Linked DNA regions of Homo sapiens: region 2 is linked to region 1. The links are chromatin loops, found by intact Hi-C in ENCODE. Cell type or tissue: Caco-2. All regions are shown on one strand.

The links. Peaks named below come from ENCODE experiments on the same cell type or tissue, not always from the same donor. Only the 100,000 strongest peaks of a DNase experiment are listed, where the experiment ranks them.
Region 2: it touches region 1 in a loop (3-fold over the local background); 4 of 110 quality-filtered maps call a loop at or near these places.

What each region holds. Positions count from the first base shown.
Region 1 is chr2:204,882,109-204,890,108 of GRCh38, reverse strand. All of the region lies in intron 2 of PARD3B (par-3 family cell polarity regulator beta), which reads right to left. Among named protein-coding and RNA genes, the nearest start is that of PARD3B, 340 kb to the right of the region's middle. In Caco-2, a CTCF peak has its summit at 4,149; no DNase peak of the experiment used is centred here.
Region 2 is chr2:204,941,604-204,949,603 of GRCh38, reverse strand. All of the region lies in intron 2 of PARD3B (par-3 family cell polarity regulator beta), which reads right to left. Among named protein-coding and RNA genes, the nearest start is that of PARD3B, 400 kb to the right of the region's middle. In Caco-2, no CTCF peak of the experiment used is centred here; a DNase peak (open chromatin) is centred at 4,043.

The DNA of each region.
Region 1 (8,000 bases):
AGACATGGTAAATTCTGCATCCAGTTGCAATAAAACCGATAGTCCCAGAGAACATATGCCAAAAGTAAAATTAACTTTCCAGAAAAAAACACTGTATACCTCTTTCTATAGAAGGAGAAACACATTATATAATTCAGATGGATTTAGAATCAGCAATTCTGGGTAACTGATTAGAATGCTTCCAGTTGGAAAGAATACAGCTATTAGAAAACCAGTTTGTTATTTCACGGAAAAGAAACTTTCCGTATGTTACTCTGGAAGAGTCCTAACATCTTCAGTTTTCTCTTCACCAGCCTTGAATCAGTTGAAGGTTCAGTGGTGAACTGGATGTAAAAAGTAAGCCTAAGTAGTTTGACACTGTGAATGACTATCAGAGGTATACACAGCCATGCCTGCTGACTGTTGGAAATCATTTAACATCATAAATGAATTTTACTCAGCACATATTCAATTTTTTGTTTAAACATCTGTAATATTCCTTTAGATCATGCTGCTTCTTATAATGGCAGAATGGCACTGCCATCTAGCTGGACTTGAACAGTTCTGGAGCCAGGGCTGGCTTCATGGGTAATGCACAAAGAGGACCCCCTACTTTGTTTGGTTTATTGTTCTGTTGTTGTTGGCTTCATTCTTAATAAATTGAGAATAATGGGTCCACATTCCATTTTGCATTGGGCCCTGCAAATGTAACTGGTCCTGCTCATTGAGGAAGATGGCAAATATCAGCATCCCTTTTATATATAGTAGAGAGACAACTGCTTTATCTATCACAGGGCATTCTCTATAAAAGCTATTTGTGTCTTTCATTCTTAGGAATGCAGGAAGAATCGAGATCATGAAGAGCAGAGAAGACCTTTAGAAGGAGTCAAGCTTATTGGTGTAAAGGATGAGAAGCAATAGATTTGATGTGCTCAGAGCTGGACTGGAATGACCCTTAAGAGTTAATGGATCTAGAAAACCAATCTAGAGTAACTGGGAGGCAAAATGAAAAAGACGCACGGCTTACTCAGTTTCCCCACAATGAGAGAACAACACCAGAAGCATAAGGCATTGAGCTCTGGGAGTCCAGCAATAGCACCTCTACTTATCTCTCTACTTATCTCACCCTGGCACTGCACATAATATTCCTCATCTGGCCTTGGTTATCTAGGGATAAACAGTCTATTATCAAAAGTTTCATCTATAATTCTTTAGCTTATATACAATTTACCAGCCTTATGTTTCATAAAATACCTAGTTAGTCTCTCCTATCCTATCTTTTGTTTGTTTTTCTTACCATTTTATTGGATTCTCAAGAGATTTCTACTGTCATGAAAATGAACTTTTCTCAGGCCTCCTCATCTTGGTCCCTCCATACATTTTTTTTTTTTTTTTTTTTGAGACAGGGTCTCATTCTGTTGCCCAGGCTGGAGTACAGTGGCACAATCTTGGTTACTAGCAGCCTTGACCTCCCAGGTTCAAATGATCCTCCCACCTGAGCCTCCCGAGTAGCTGGAACTACAGAAGCACACAACCACATCCATCTAATTATTGTATTTTTGTACAGATGGGGTTTCACCATGTTGCCAAGACTGGTCTCAAATTCCTGAGCTCAAGAGATCTGCCTGGCTTGGCCTCCCAAAGTACCAGGATTATAGGGATGAGTCACTCTTCACACCTTCTAACACATTTATGTCCCATTTGATGTCAACTTCAAGGCCTCATCTGTTCCTTTGGCTTGTGCAACACAGTTCCCTCCCTCTCTCCCTTTCTCCTCTGTTTGCTCTCTTGTCTTCTCTGCCAGATCTTGGTCTACTGCATATCTTACTCTGCATCACTGTCACTTGCCACCCAATATTCTCTGTTGGGAACACTTCAAGCCTGGTATCCTCAGCCTTATTGTTGATAAATCTCAATACACATCCACAAATGTTTAGTAGCTATTTCCACATAGATTTCTAGAAAAGCATAGGTTTTTCAATACCTCTACCCTTCTCTCCTCCCTGCAAAACTGGTGCTTGTGCCTTGCCTGCCATTCTACTTCCACTCTTCTGATCTCAGCCCCCTCATTATTCTCCTGCTGCTCACCTCTCTCCTGCACCCCTGCCATGGACATCTTGACACTTCACCAATGATCCCTCCCAGTTGGAATGCTGGGGTCTTAACAGTTCTCATACATTCCTCAAGAATCAGCTCAAATTTCACCTCCTCTCTAAGGACTTTTCTGGCTTCTCAAATCCATAGTGAGCCCTTTGCCATAAATCCACAGCACCCAATGACAGTGTCAACTTCTGGCATTGCACCATGCACTGTCTGGTCGTATGCCTCTGGTAGGGTTGCCTTGTATCGCTATTTGGTTTTACATGTGTGCTCATTTTATGTCTCCAGTTACCTTGCATTCTGCTTGAGGGAAGGGATGTGATTTCAAATTGCTAAAATACCCAAAGGGTATGAAATGGCGCTGCATATAGAATAGTGCTCTGTTAATACTGTTAAATCAAAGAAAGCAGCATCCTCATCTACAGCAGTTTGGGCTTCTTTTAATTTATAGGTTAGTTTGCCATCTCTTCGTTCTTTTTAAAAAATAAAAACACCTCTTCATGTTTTCAACGTGGTATAATTTGAGTGTTTTGCTTTTAAAACTTGCTACAACTAGCCAACATGCAGACAGGCTATCTCGAAAGTGACTGGGCTGCAGTCTGGATGAACAGCTATCACCATTTCCCTGTGTAAATCACAACCAAGTAATGGCTTCGGCTTCAGTAATATTCCACTAATGCTTTTTAAACAAAGATATATGCAGGTGGCAAGTGACTCAGCTTCCAAAATAGGCTTAAATGAAAATAATCACATTGTTTTGGAAGATTGTGTTTAATTGGTAATTTGTGGGTTCTGAGATGGAAACATACTACTATGGATTCTAATACTCCTTTAATAAATGAATTACAGTAATATAATCCCATTACCATTCATCTCAATTGAACAGATAACTTCCCTAAATAAAAAACAAAGGAACCAAAGAGATTCAGTTTACCTATTCTTGAACAGATGGAACTAAAAGCTGATTAAAAAAAACTGATTTAAAAAAATGCCTCAAAGGGTTTTCTGCATAAAACACTCAGTATAATGATACATACCCTGTGGGCCTTTGAAAAATACCTCAATTGCCTGCCAGATACCAGTAGTGACTGTTAGGCAGTCATGGTCATTAGGCTAAAGCCCATCTAAGAAAATGCCTTTGTATGACACCCTGATGTTAAACACACCACCTGTCTGACAATCCCTCAGAAGACAAGAACTTTTAAGTGTCCTCATCTCCAGATTGGTTCTAAGTCTACAGAAAACATTTTTATTTTTTAGCCATCCCAGGTAGCCCAAACTGAACCAAATCGTTTTTATGGGGCTCTGTTAGAACTGAAGAGAAATTATTGATTGTATCTGTTTACATGATTTCATATGTTGCACAGACATCGATCTCAAATATTTTTAATTTCTATATTCTGCATCCCTATAGCAGATCCAGGCAGGTCCTTCTTAATAATGTTGAGTATTTTCCTTTGTTAAAAACTAGTATTCAGCCTAAAGACCATTTATGATAACTGTCAAGTGTGATAAAAGTACATAGACTAAAGAATAATTCATAAAACACTAAGACCCAATGCGCTGGCAGGCAACACTCAGGAATTTACTAAATGAGATCTCCTAACATTTCCAATATTTACTGGAGACACTGGTGCTAGGGCAATGGTGACAGCTTTCTTGATGTCTCATAATGAGGGTCAAATGCTTATGCTATGATGGATGGTGTGACTTATGATGGGAACTCATAAAAATAGACTGGAAACACACAACCTAATTTTCGACTCTGGTTTATGGAGAAATGGGAGGGTAAGGTTTGCCTCCTCATATCCCATTCGGTAGATGGAACCAATCCACCCAGAGAAGATCCACTAGATGACCGAGTCTTTTCTTCTTTGATAGTTGACTCAGCTTGAAAAATGCTTTGTGGGTTTTGTAAACAAAATTGAACATGTTCAAATAGTCTGAAAGATCATTAAGCCCCAAAATTGTGAACAGAAAATAACGATGGGAAACTGAGTTTGCAATTCAGCTATTCTCTGCAGGTGACCAAATACATGCTGATGCCACTTAGAAAAAGAAAAGTGGGAGAAGTGGCCCACCTTGTGGTGACCATTGTGCTGAGAAGCTCTTCCCCCTTCTCAGGCGGTTGGAGGAGTGTGTGGCTCATTCAGCATGTATTCCACACATGTTTCTTGAGCAACTATAAAATATGTGAAGCTCTACTGAGGATATAAAACTAGAGTTCACAAATATTCAGGGTTATCACCATTTAACTTTGAAACTGGACATATAGGCCCCCAACTAGATACCTAAACACATTAAAATATATTCTGTATAATAACTAATCAGGCTCAACAAATTGTTTCCAATCTATATGTCCTTTTTAACAGTCAATATCTAAGTATAATAAGCACAGATCTTGAATAAAGTTTCCATTTATCAATGAGTCTATCTTCTTATCTTTAAAATATAAATAACACAATCTGCCTCACAGGAGTTTCATGAAGAAGAAGCAAAACATGTGCCATGATTAGAATAAATGGTATTTAATATTAGTTCTCTCTTAAAAAATGACATACAATTTGTCTTATTTTTATAAAGAACACTCTGCTAATGAACAGACAACCTACAGAATGGGAAAACATTTTTGCAACCTATCCATCTGACAAAGATCTCATATCCAGAGTCTACGAGGAACTTAAACAAATTTACAAGAAAAAAACAACCCCATTAAAAAGTGGGCAAAGGACATGAATAGACACTTTTCAAAAGAAGATATACATGAGGCCAACAAATAGATGAAAAAAGCTCAACATCACTGATCATTACAGAAATGCAAATAAAAACCACAATGAGATACCATCTCATGCCAGTCAGAATGGTGATTATTAAAAAGTCAAGAAACAACAGATGCTGGCAAGGTTGCAGAGCAAAAGGAATGTTTTTACGCCATTGATGGGAGTGTAAATTAGTTCAACCATTGTGGAAGACAGTGTGGCGATTCTTCAAAGAGCTAGAGGCAGAAATATCATTTGACCCAGCAATCCCATTACTGGGTATATACCCAAAGGATTATAAATAATTCTGTTATAAAGACACATGCATTTGTATGCTTATTGCAGCACCATTCAAAATAGCAAAGACATGGAATCAACTCAAATGCTCATCAATAGACTGGATAAAGAAAATATGGTACATATATACCATGGAATACTATGCAGCCATAAAAAGGAATGAGATAATGTCCTCTGTAGGGACATGGATGGACCACAAGCCGTTATCCTCAGCAAACTAGGTGGCTAGCAACCTAAGAAATTGATGCAGGAACAGAAAACCAAACATCACATGTTCTCACTTACAAGTGGGAGCTGAATGATGAGAACACATGGATGCATAGAGGGGAACAACACACACTGGGGCCTGTTGCTGGGGCCAGGGGGAGGGAGAGCATCAGAGAGAATAGCCAATGGATGCTGGGCCTAATATCTGGGTGATGGGTTGATCTGTGCAGCAAACCAACAGGGCACACATTTACCTATGTAACAAACCTGCACATCCTGTACACGTACCTCAGAACTCAAAAGTTGAAAAAAAGAGAACATTCTGCTATTTCCAAAAGGAAATTTTCTATTCCATTTACATTTCATGATGACTTCAAATAAAATATAGGAAATTTTAAAAAGAAAACATGCTATTGATTATAAACACACTATTCTATTTGAAAGCATTCAAATTATAAAGCTTTTCCTTTTTTCTTAGTCAAGTGAGCCTGATTCATTTATTTCAATGGTAACATTTCAAATTTGTAGACATAATCTATTAATATTTTCACCCCATTGGCTCTTCTCTCACTGGCGACAATATCATTTACAATGGTTTTCTAGGTTTATGTGGGCTCTCAGATATCATCTTTCTGCTACTCCCTAAGGTGAAGAAGCCTCACTTTAATCCTAGAAAAAGATGAAATATTTAGCTATTATCTTGTATTTATTCCCATAAAGAAAATAGAGTGGCCAGGTGCGGTGGCTCACACCTGTAATCCCAACACTTTGGGAGGCCAAGGCGGGTGGATCACCAGGTCAGGAGTTCAAGATCAGCCTGACCAAGATAGTAAAACCCCGTCTCTACTAAAAACACAAAAAATTAGCTGGGCATGGTGGCACGCACCTGTAATCCCAGTGACTTGGGAGGCTGAGGCAGAGAATTGCTTGAACCGAGAGGTGGAGGTTGCAGTGAGCCGAGCTTGCACCACTGCACTCCAGCCTGGGTGACAGAGCAAAACTCCGTCTCAAAAAATATATATAGGCCAGGTGCGGTGGCTCATGTGTGTAATCCCAGCACTTTGGGAGGCCAAGGTGGGCGGATCACAAGGTTAGGAGTTCGAGACCAGCCTGGCCAATATGGTGAAACCCTGTCTCTACTAAAAATAAAAATTAGCTGGGCGTGGTGGCGGACACCTGTAGTCCCAGCTATTTGTGAGGCTGAGGCAGGAGAATTGCTTGAACCCGGGAGGCAGAGGTTGCAGCGAGCGAGATTGGGCCACTGCACTCTAGCCTCAGAGACAGAGTGAGACTCTGTCTCAAAAAAAAAAATATATATATATATATATATATTTTATATATATATATATTATATATATATAATATATATATACATACACATAAAATAAAAAAAGAAAATATAGTTAATGCATCTGAATACAGAACACATAACTGATCAAAAATGAAACAATCAGCAACAATTTAGGTCTCAACAGTACTTTGAAAAATAAAATATTAACACAATGACAGAGACTAACTGTTAGGATAGTGATGAGGAGAAAACGATGAGGAAAAGGAAAATAAAAGGATGGTGTCGATGATGATTTCCACTATTTATTGGGTAAGTAATTATGACAACCATGGTGATTCAACAACCATTTGAAAACTTATTTTCTCTAGCATTTCCAGAGTTACAAAGAAAACATACAAATTTTTATTTATATGATATTCCAAACAGATTGAAGAAAATTAAGGAATGCTTTCTAGACATAGACTACAAGGTGTCTTTACAGGAGCACGGGAAGCTCATTCTTTTCATAGAAAAATCCAGTCCCCTTTTTCCAAGTAAAGCAATGCAGAGTAGGAATAGAATAATCCCCAAATTCCACCAGGACTGCCAAGCTCATTCTGAATGGTATTTGATGGTATTGTAGGTTAACCCTCTGAGGTTCTATTGCAGTAGTTTAAAACCTTTATTAGAGATTCATAATCACCTGACCTCTCCGAAAAGCCATCTAAATCAGTGATGAGGAGGAAGGGCAAGATTTTGTATTTCTAATAAGCTTGCAGGTGATGCCCTGCTGTCCACATGCTATACTCTGAGTACCAAGGTTCTAAATCAAGGTAAAGACATTGAAAAGATCCTAATAGTAGGACTCTTTGTTTGTAGCCCATAGAACCAGCCTGCAGCTTTCAAAGTGCATGTTTTGTCAAGGAGTCTGATTACCAATACATTAAGCAATTCATTGTGAAGGATGAAGGAGGGGAGGTAAATAAAAGAGGCAATATACAAATAAAGCTTTTGCAGTCAGACACTTGCCATAAAAGAAATCAATTCAGTGGTAAAGCAGTCTATTGGCATTTGTAGATTACCCAATATTAGGCTAAATTTTAGGAGGATTATAGAAGGATTATCTGATTATTATCCTCCAAAAGAGGTAATCTAGAAAAAATATTTAAAGAATTTAACACTAAATGATAATAACTCTGCATGCAATAGGCCTCAAATATTGCCCAGCAACAAAGGTTTCTCAATGGATTTGTACTTCTGGGAAACAGAGAAATGGTACAGATTTTTAAATATGGGGAATTTAGAAAATTGCTTTTCTTGTTATATCCAGTTTAGAAATTAAAATCAACTCCAGTGATTGTATTCCAAAGGTAGCAAAAGTCAGTTTA
Region 2 (8,000 bases), 59 kb before region 1:
ATGCTTGTAATCCCAGCACTTCAGGAGGCTGAGGTGGGAGGGCGGCTTGAGCCCAGGAGTTTGAGACTAGCCTGGGCAACATGGTAAGACCCCATCTCTACAGGAAATTTAAAAAAAAATTAGCCAGGTGTGGTGGTATGCTCCTGTGGTCCCAGCTACTTGGGAGGCTGAGGCAGGAGGATCACTTGAGCCTAGGAGGTCAAGGCTGCAGTAAGCTGTGTTTGTGCCACTGGACTCTAGCCTGGATGACAGAGAGAGACCCTGTCTCAAAAAAAAGAAGAAAGAAAGAAAGAGAAAAAGAAAGGAAGACAAAGACAAAGATACTGGTTTAACTGAAAGAGGAGAAAAAAAGATACCAATTAGAACATAATATCCATCCTACATTTTGTACCTAGAGTTTCTACCCATGCGATATTGATATTGGGGTTAAGAGAAATAAGTCCCATTTCCATAGAAACACAGAATAGTCTGCTATGGAAATATATCTCCAAATGTAATCTGTTTTCAATAGTTTTATCTCATAAAAACATCTCTGAGTATGAGGAAGTAAAGATGCCTGCCATTCTGTGGTATCCTTTCATGCAAGTTTCATGACTGGAAATTCTACACAGCATTTTCTCAGAAAGTACTCTAGAAAACCAGTACAGTTCATCAACTTTAGTTCATAAAGTCTCTAGTCCTATAATTTATTTTGTTTGTATAGGAAAAAAAAGACTTGGGAAGGGTCCTGTGAGACATGGAAAAATACCATTATCTGTCAAGGATAAACATGTTTTCTTCCCCAAACCCTGGAAGTCGGTGAAAATGGTTTCATATAGTGAATCACCAAAAGAAAAAGCCCTATTTTTATTGGACTAAGACAAATAATTTCTCTGAATCAAGAGGGAAAATAGAAAGTGAGTGCGGACAACCAATGGTGAACACCTGATATTGCACTTAGAAAACCCTGTAAGATAAATACTGGGGAACTGGAGAAGAGTCTGCTGGAACAATAGGTTCCTTTTTTTGTTTTAATGCTCATGTTCGGTCTCTGTGTGCTGGGGAAAAATGTTTTAAATGTGGTCAGAACTGGGAGCTTTTTGGCAAAGGTGAACCCATTTATCTAGTCAAATCTAAACGGAAGTCTCAAGTAAGTGCTCCATGTAACATGCAAATTATTCTCAACTGATGTAGCTAAACTTGACAAATGTAGGTCCAAAATCACACAGCTTCAATGTCTTGCTTCTAGCTTATGGGGAGAAAACATTATTTATTTGTAGCTGCCAAATACTATATTCTCACTAATTTAATAAGCAGCCACCATTTTCTCTGCCTCTGAAAATTTATGTTGGTCTTTGGACAGGTCTGGCTGCCTTTTTAAATCTAGTGGTCTGTGACCATGGAAGGCTTTAGCCAAAGGGAAAATGACTCCATAAATCCTCAGAGGCTGTCTCACATTAATTTATAGTTTGAAGGCTCCAGGACCCTATGAAAAGCCTTTAAACAAGAAAAATCAACACATACCAACACATATGTATTGGAAGTCATCCTACCTTACAACAGGAAGTATTCCTAAGTCTTTAGAAAGCAAAGTATGTGCAAACATAGCAAGATACAGACTTGGCAACACCTGTAGAGACCTGATACTTAATTATGAAAAAATCTGGTCACATTACATCATGAAGCACATGAGTATACAAAGTAGTTTTTGGTGCAAAATTATGATTATGATATTTCTGCTCTTGAATTTTGCAAACAATAGACCTATTCATCATGTCATTACTGGGAAGCAAATTAAGTTGCTTTAGAAGATGACATGTCACTTTCCTTTAGAACTCACGGTAGATCTCTTTAAATCAACAAAGGTGTTATTTCATAACCTCTCAAACTTATCTTGCAGGTAAAATGCATGGAAAGAATCTTCAGACTGTAGATAAGCCATCTATTTAAATAAAACAACTAAGGCCTGGAAAAAGTCAGTGAATTTCTAGAGACATGTGGCTAGTTAATAAGTAAACAAGGAAAATACTTTAGCCAAAGGCTAAGAGAGGGAGGGGAGGGAGGGGAGGGAGGGGAGGGGAGGGAAGGGAAGGGATACCTTGAAAATAGTTCTAGAGTTGTCCTATGTACTGTAGTTCCCACTATTCTGGCTTGGCATACACCCAACATACTTTACTTATTTACTAACTTTCTTAGCTCCTAAAATTATTTAATATGAGACTCCTGGACTCCTGCCCTATGTTTAACTAGAATATGTAGAGTTCTTTTCACTCTACACTTACTCCATGAATAAAATGTCATTGACAAAATGAGACTAGACTCTGAAATTCTCAAAAAGACTGTAAATTCATTATCATTTGTAAAATAAATGATACTCTCTATAGACATAATTCCCTTCTTAAGTCAACTGTTTGGCATCACTAGCAAAATACATATGCAGAGCACTCCCTCTGTCATGGTTAATGTTACGCGTTAATTTGACTGAGCCACAGGGTGCCCAGATATTCAGTTAAACCTTATTTCTGGGTGTACTAGGAGGGTGTTTCTGGATGAGATTAACATTTGAGTCAGTAGGCTGAGTAAAGCAGACTGCCCTTCCCAAAGTGGGTGGGCCTCATCCAACCCACTGAAGGCCTGACTAGAAATAAAAAGACTGAGTAAGAAAGAATCTGTCTCTGCTGCCTGACTGCATGAGCTGAACATTTTGGTGTTGTTTGTTTTTTTCTTTCCAGCCTTCGGATAGGGACTGGAACATGAGCTCCTCTTGGGTCTTCAGGTTGCTGGCTTCTGCACTGGACTTTACAATGTCAGATCTCCTGGTACTCAGGCTATCTGACCAGGACTGGAATCATATGTCAGCTCTTCGAGGTCTCTAATTTCCTGGCTACAGATCTTAGGTCTTCTCCATTTCCCTAATCATGTGAGCCAATTCCTTATTATTTATCTATGTACACATGCACAAGCCTAGTGGTTCAGTTTCTCTGGAGAACCCTGACAGTACATCCTCTTTACGCAGAGGTCAAGCAACTGGCAACATCCAAGCATTAGAACAAAGTCCAAGACCTAGAAGCAAAATAAATCTCCTCGGTGTTCCCTACAATTACATAGAGGTTGTAAGATGGTCAATGATGGAATCTGCAGGCTAGAGTTGATTTAACAGAAAAAATGGAAAGAAAGGGAAGACTTCATATATTTAAAACAGAAAAAGCAGAGCTAAAAGGAAACAGAGCAAAATTAAAAGCAGATATAGAACTATGTATCCCAGCCTTGACTGTGCCTCAATAAATGAGGAAGGATTAAAATGTGTTTAGTAATGCTGGATGAGAAACTAGATGAAGTACTTCAATTCCTACAGCCAAGAGACACGTCTTCAGTACTTGTAACAGGCCAAGCACTGTGTTAAGAACTGAGCATACAACTCCTCATTTCAAGAACCTATCAATTCAGGAACAGGAAGGGCAGATGAATATGCAAGTCAATATAAATATTGTAACATGTGATGAAATAGTCGAAGGAGCAAAATACCAGGCCAGAAAAGCAAGAGGAAAGATGCATTCTATATTTGCAGGGAAGCTGTTAAGCAAGGTATAGAGGGGAAGATGACATTTAAGCTGGTCCTAATTAGTGTGATTTCACTGGACAATGGGATTGAGAAGTCCTTCAAGGCAGAAGAAACAACACACACAAACGCATGGGAGCACGAAATTGCAAATTCACTATTTGCAAAAAGCCAACCAACTAGCAGGATGTGTTTTGAGTGTAGGTCTCTGGAGGTTAACAGGAAAAGAAATACAGGAATTAAGGCTAAACTGAAAGGTTAGAGACAGAAAGCAAAGGACCTTGAATGTCTTGCCCAGGGATATTTTTCCCAATATTTGTACTGGGTTTTATGACCTATAATTTGTGCTTGTGTTTGTTAGACCTTCCATCCTAATAACCCTATGAAGAAGGCCACTGAAGCCATCCCCAATAAAATTTTATAAAATCAGTTAAGGGAAGAAAACATTCAACTAGGCTTGCAGCGCAATCAGAAGCATTCACTAAGCCCACTTGCCCTTTGGCTCACTTCCTTGTAGCTAGTTGCTGCTTATCACTCCAGAATAACATAGCCCTTTTCACAAGACTGTGTTCCTTTTCTGTTCTATAGATAAGATCTAAGACACTGTGAGATGAGAAGCTTTCCCTTTGAGGAGCTTCTCCTTCAGGTTCTGCATAGCAATAAAACTACCCGAGCTAGCTGGTCTGAAGGGCCCAGCAAGGATCTGACTTATACAAGTATGCAGTTTCTATATCCTGGTGATTTCATCTCCCGGACCTGAACCAATCAATGACCCCAATTTTCTAGTCCATCACCCTCCATGATCCCCTTAGGAACCCAGAGCCCCTCAGGAAAACAAAGTTAAGGTTTGAAGATTCTTCCTGTCTCCTTGCTCGATGGCCTTGCCATTATCAAGCTCCTTCTCTGCTGCAAACTCTGCTGACTCAGTGTATTGGTCTGTTGCTGCACAGTGAGCATATGAACCCGATGGTACTGTAACACTACCTTAAATCTTTTTCTGATGTAAACAGACACACTATGCAAAAATGGTATGTAATGTACAGATCTCCCTCATTGTCCCCATCCCAGGATATTCCCAACAAAAGATTAAAATACAGTTTGGGCACTTGGAATTTGAGTTATCTGACAAATGCACTTTGTGCAATTTTTTCTCTCACTCCCCCAAATTTGTGGGCAATGGAAGTGTTACTCTAACGTAGGCCCTGTGAGGTAAGCTGGAGAGAAAAAGAAAGGGAGAAGGCCATGGTGGAGGAAGAAAGAGTGAGGGCAAGTGGGTAGTCTTAATCAGGTGAGGTCAGGTACAATTAGAACAAAATCACTCCGTCGGCAACCAAAATAGCAAACCTTTTCAAAATAAAGCTTTTCTAAAATTTAGAAAACTCACTATTTTTAAGTTAAAAGTAACTGATTATAAAATATCAACATTGGATTAAATAGCTGCATTAAAATATAAAATTATAAAATAGTTGATTAGCTGATGGGCTGATTAGCCAGGCGCCTTGCCTTGACCACATGCCTGAAGAACACCAGGCTGAATGGGATCCCTTTCCTCAGACAGGACTTTCACAAAGAAATGGAGATGGCCACAGAAGCTTTCATGCCTGTGGAAAGCCAGCCAGGGGAAGCTACCAGCTTGCAGCTTGATGGATTGCTATTTACCAAAGGGCACATCTCCTTGCCCTTTCAGGTATCCTAGCGGGAGCTGGGGGACAGAAGCCATTGACAGGAGGCCCCAGAGAGTCATCTCCTACCCTCTACAGCTCAGCTCTCTCTCTCTGCCTTATAGGTCTCCAAGGAGCCTCCAGCTGTGGAAGCTGCCTCATTTCAGAGGACCACTTTAAAAATGTGTCCTGCTTTCTCCTTTTCCCCATGCACATTTCTTTACAAGACTAATGTATTAAAGGTTAGTTGGTTTCACTGCTGTTTCTTGTTTAAGTGGTACTTCATTTTGAATTTGTGCCACCAGTTTCTTTCATTCTTTCTGGAGTGTTCAGATTATCTTCTCTTGTCTCACTATTTCTCTTCTTCTTCCTTTTTAAATCTTGGTTTGTAAATCATTTGAGTTGTTCTTAACTTAGTTTCCCTGAGGTGATGTAATTTTGAATGTTTAGTCCCCTTTTCTACTTTTACTAACTTATTGCTAGCATTTATTTTAAATTTCCCTTTAGTATTTTACTCTTTGGGCTTTAACTTTGTTTCCCCTCTGAAATCTCAGTTTTCTAGTGTTATATATAACTTTGTTGCCTCAGTCTCCCTAATTTGCACATGGCAGATAGGAAAGGCAATGTAGGGATGGCAATGGAGAGGCGAACTTTCCCTCAAGGAAGAGAGGATGGATTTGTCCTCTGCTTGCCAAAACCAGCCTTTCTTATGCTCCTTAACTGGTCCTCCAAGCACCTCTATTAATATGGAATCCAATACAATAAAACAAAATAAATTCCAAACTGGGTAACTTAAGAAATCTTCCCTAGTAATCACAGTTTGGTTTCTCATGGCACAAGCCATTTACCTCCATTACGAGCAATTTGCAGGATCCTCAAACCTGGCACACATATAACCACTGGGCAAGGGGCAGTAAACCAGATGTTCTGCTTGGGAAAGGGCACTGTATCAACTCCCTAGGTTAACCTGGGGACCAGTAAGAACTCCATGAGAAGCAGAGGAAAGGGCTCATTGCTGGGATCTTGGCTTCTCTTTTCCAGCAGCCAGTCTACCTCTAACCTCTTTCTCATCATAGGTCATAGGAAGATCCTCGTGACCTATGCGATCTTTCCAGTCACCGTCCTTTTAGGAGAGAAAATAATTAGGTTTGAGAAAAGCAGAGAGAAACTGTTTGGATCTATGAAAATTAACATATTATATATATATACACACACATATATATATATGCATACACATACACACACACACATACACACATTAAGAATGTGAAAAACTTCTTTCTTAAGTCAGGGGTAATTTTAAAAAGAGGTGTATTTACACAAAGTCTTTCTTGTCTTTTTACACAAAGTCTTTCTTGTCTTTTCTTTTTTAATTTTTATTTTTCAGGGGGACATGTGCAGCCTGGTTCTGGAGGTAAATTTGTGTCATAGGGGTCTGTTGTACAGATTAGTTCATCATCCAGGTGCTAAGCCTAGTACACAGTAGATGTTTTTTCTGTTCCTCTCCCTCCTCAAGTAAGCCCCAGTTTCTGTTGTTCCTTTTTTCACAAAAAGTATTTCTTAATTTTTTTCTTTAACAGAAAGAGATATAAACTTGATTGCAAAAAAAGTCAAAATCACTGTATGAAAATAAGTTTAGGGATTTCCTATTTCAAATATTTATACCAGTCTTGAATTGCATTACTACACAACATAGAAAATTTGCTACACAAAAGATTGCTCCTATTATCAGTTCACTGGTGACCAAAGTGTTTGTATAACTACTTGTCTTTTTTTTTTTTAAATACCTGTATGACCTTTAAAAAAAGAAAGTTAAAGCTTTGTTACGATGTCCAAATTTGTGGAAAGAGGTTTTCCTCTCACTCTACTTCTCTCTTGGGATAAAACTTCAATAAAATTCAGAATTCAGAAATGTTTCAAACATTCTCAAAAATGCTTGTGGTCCCTCAGAGTCCTATCAATAAATCAGTTCACAGAATCTGGTAAGGTTTATTTATCTGACTGGAACTAAGGAATTTATACTAAATCACTACATTTTTGAAATATTGGTTCTCAGATGAAATATCAAAACAGAAAGAGAAAGAAAAAAATATTTTGACTTGACATCTTAATGAAGCGTTACTATAAAAACAGGGAAAGTAAAAGTTACATTTCCAGAGCTAGTCAGTTTTAACTTTAACCAACAAGAAAAAAGGCCTTTAGTCTTAGTTATTCATTTTAGCAATTGGTTTGTAACAAGCATCATAGAACTGCTTTGATTACTATATCCTAAAGAAGGCTGATTTACATGTTGAAAAACCCAACTTAGTTCAATTTTACAAAGTAGTAATTACTGATTAGCTACTCAGATTTTTGCACATATTGAACATTACCTGAAAGGAACATTAAAAAATCTAAACAAGTGAATATTTCTGGAATCAAAATGATATAAAACCAGCTTAAAGATATGAATTTAGGAATGACTAAGTTCAAGTTCTGTTCTCCCTTTTAGACCAAATATTCTAGTGGTTATATTTGACATTTAGAACATGCACAAAGATATAATTTAAATATATATATATACACACACACTCAGAATGTTGCAATAATGAGAACTCTAAAAAAAACCAATGAAATTCAGTTTTCAAGGAAACACAAATTATTTCTTCAACACTCTGCACTGTCTTTGCTCATCATGTACAGCATCTAAAAATGCCATTGAAGTAAGAATATATCTGTCTGGAAAATTTCCTTCAAATGGAAGCAAAGGTTAAAAGACCCACATTGGAAACCCTACAGCACAAAGAACTCCAACATTACCT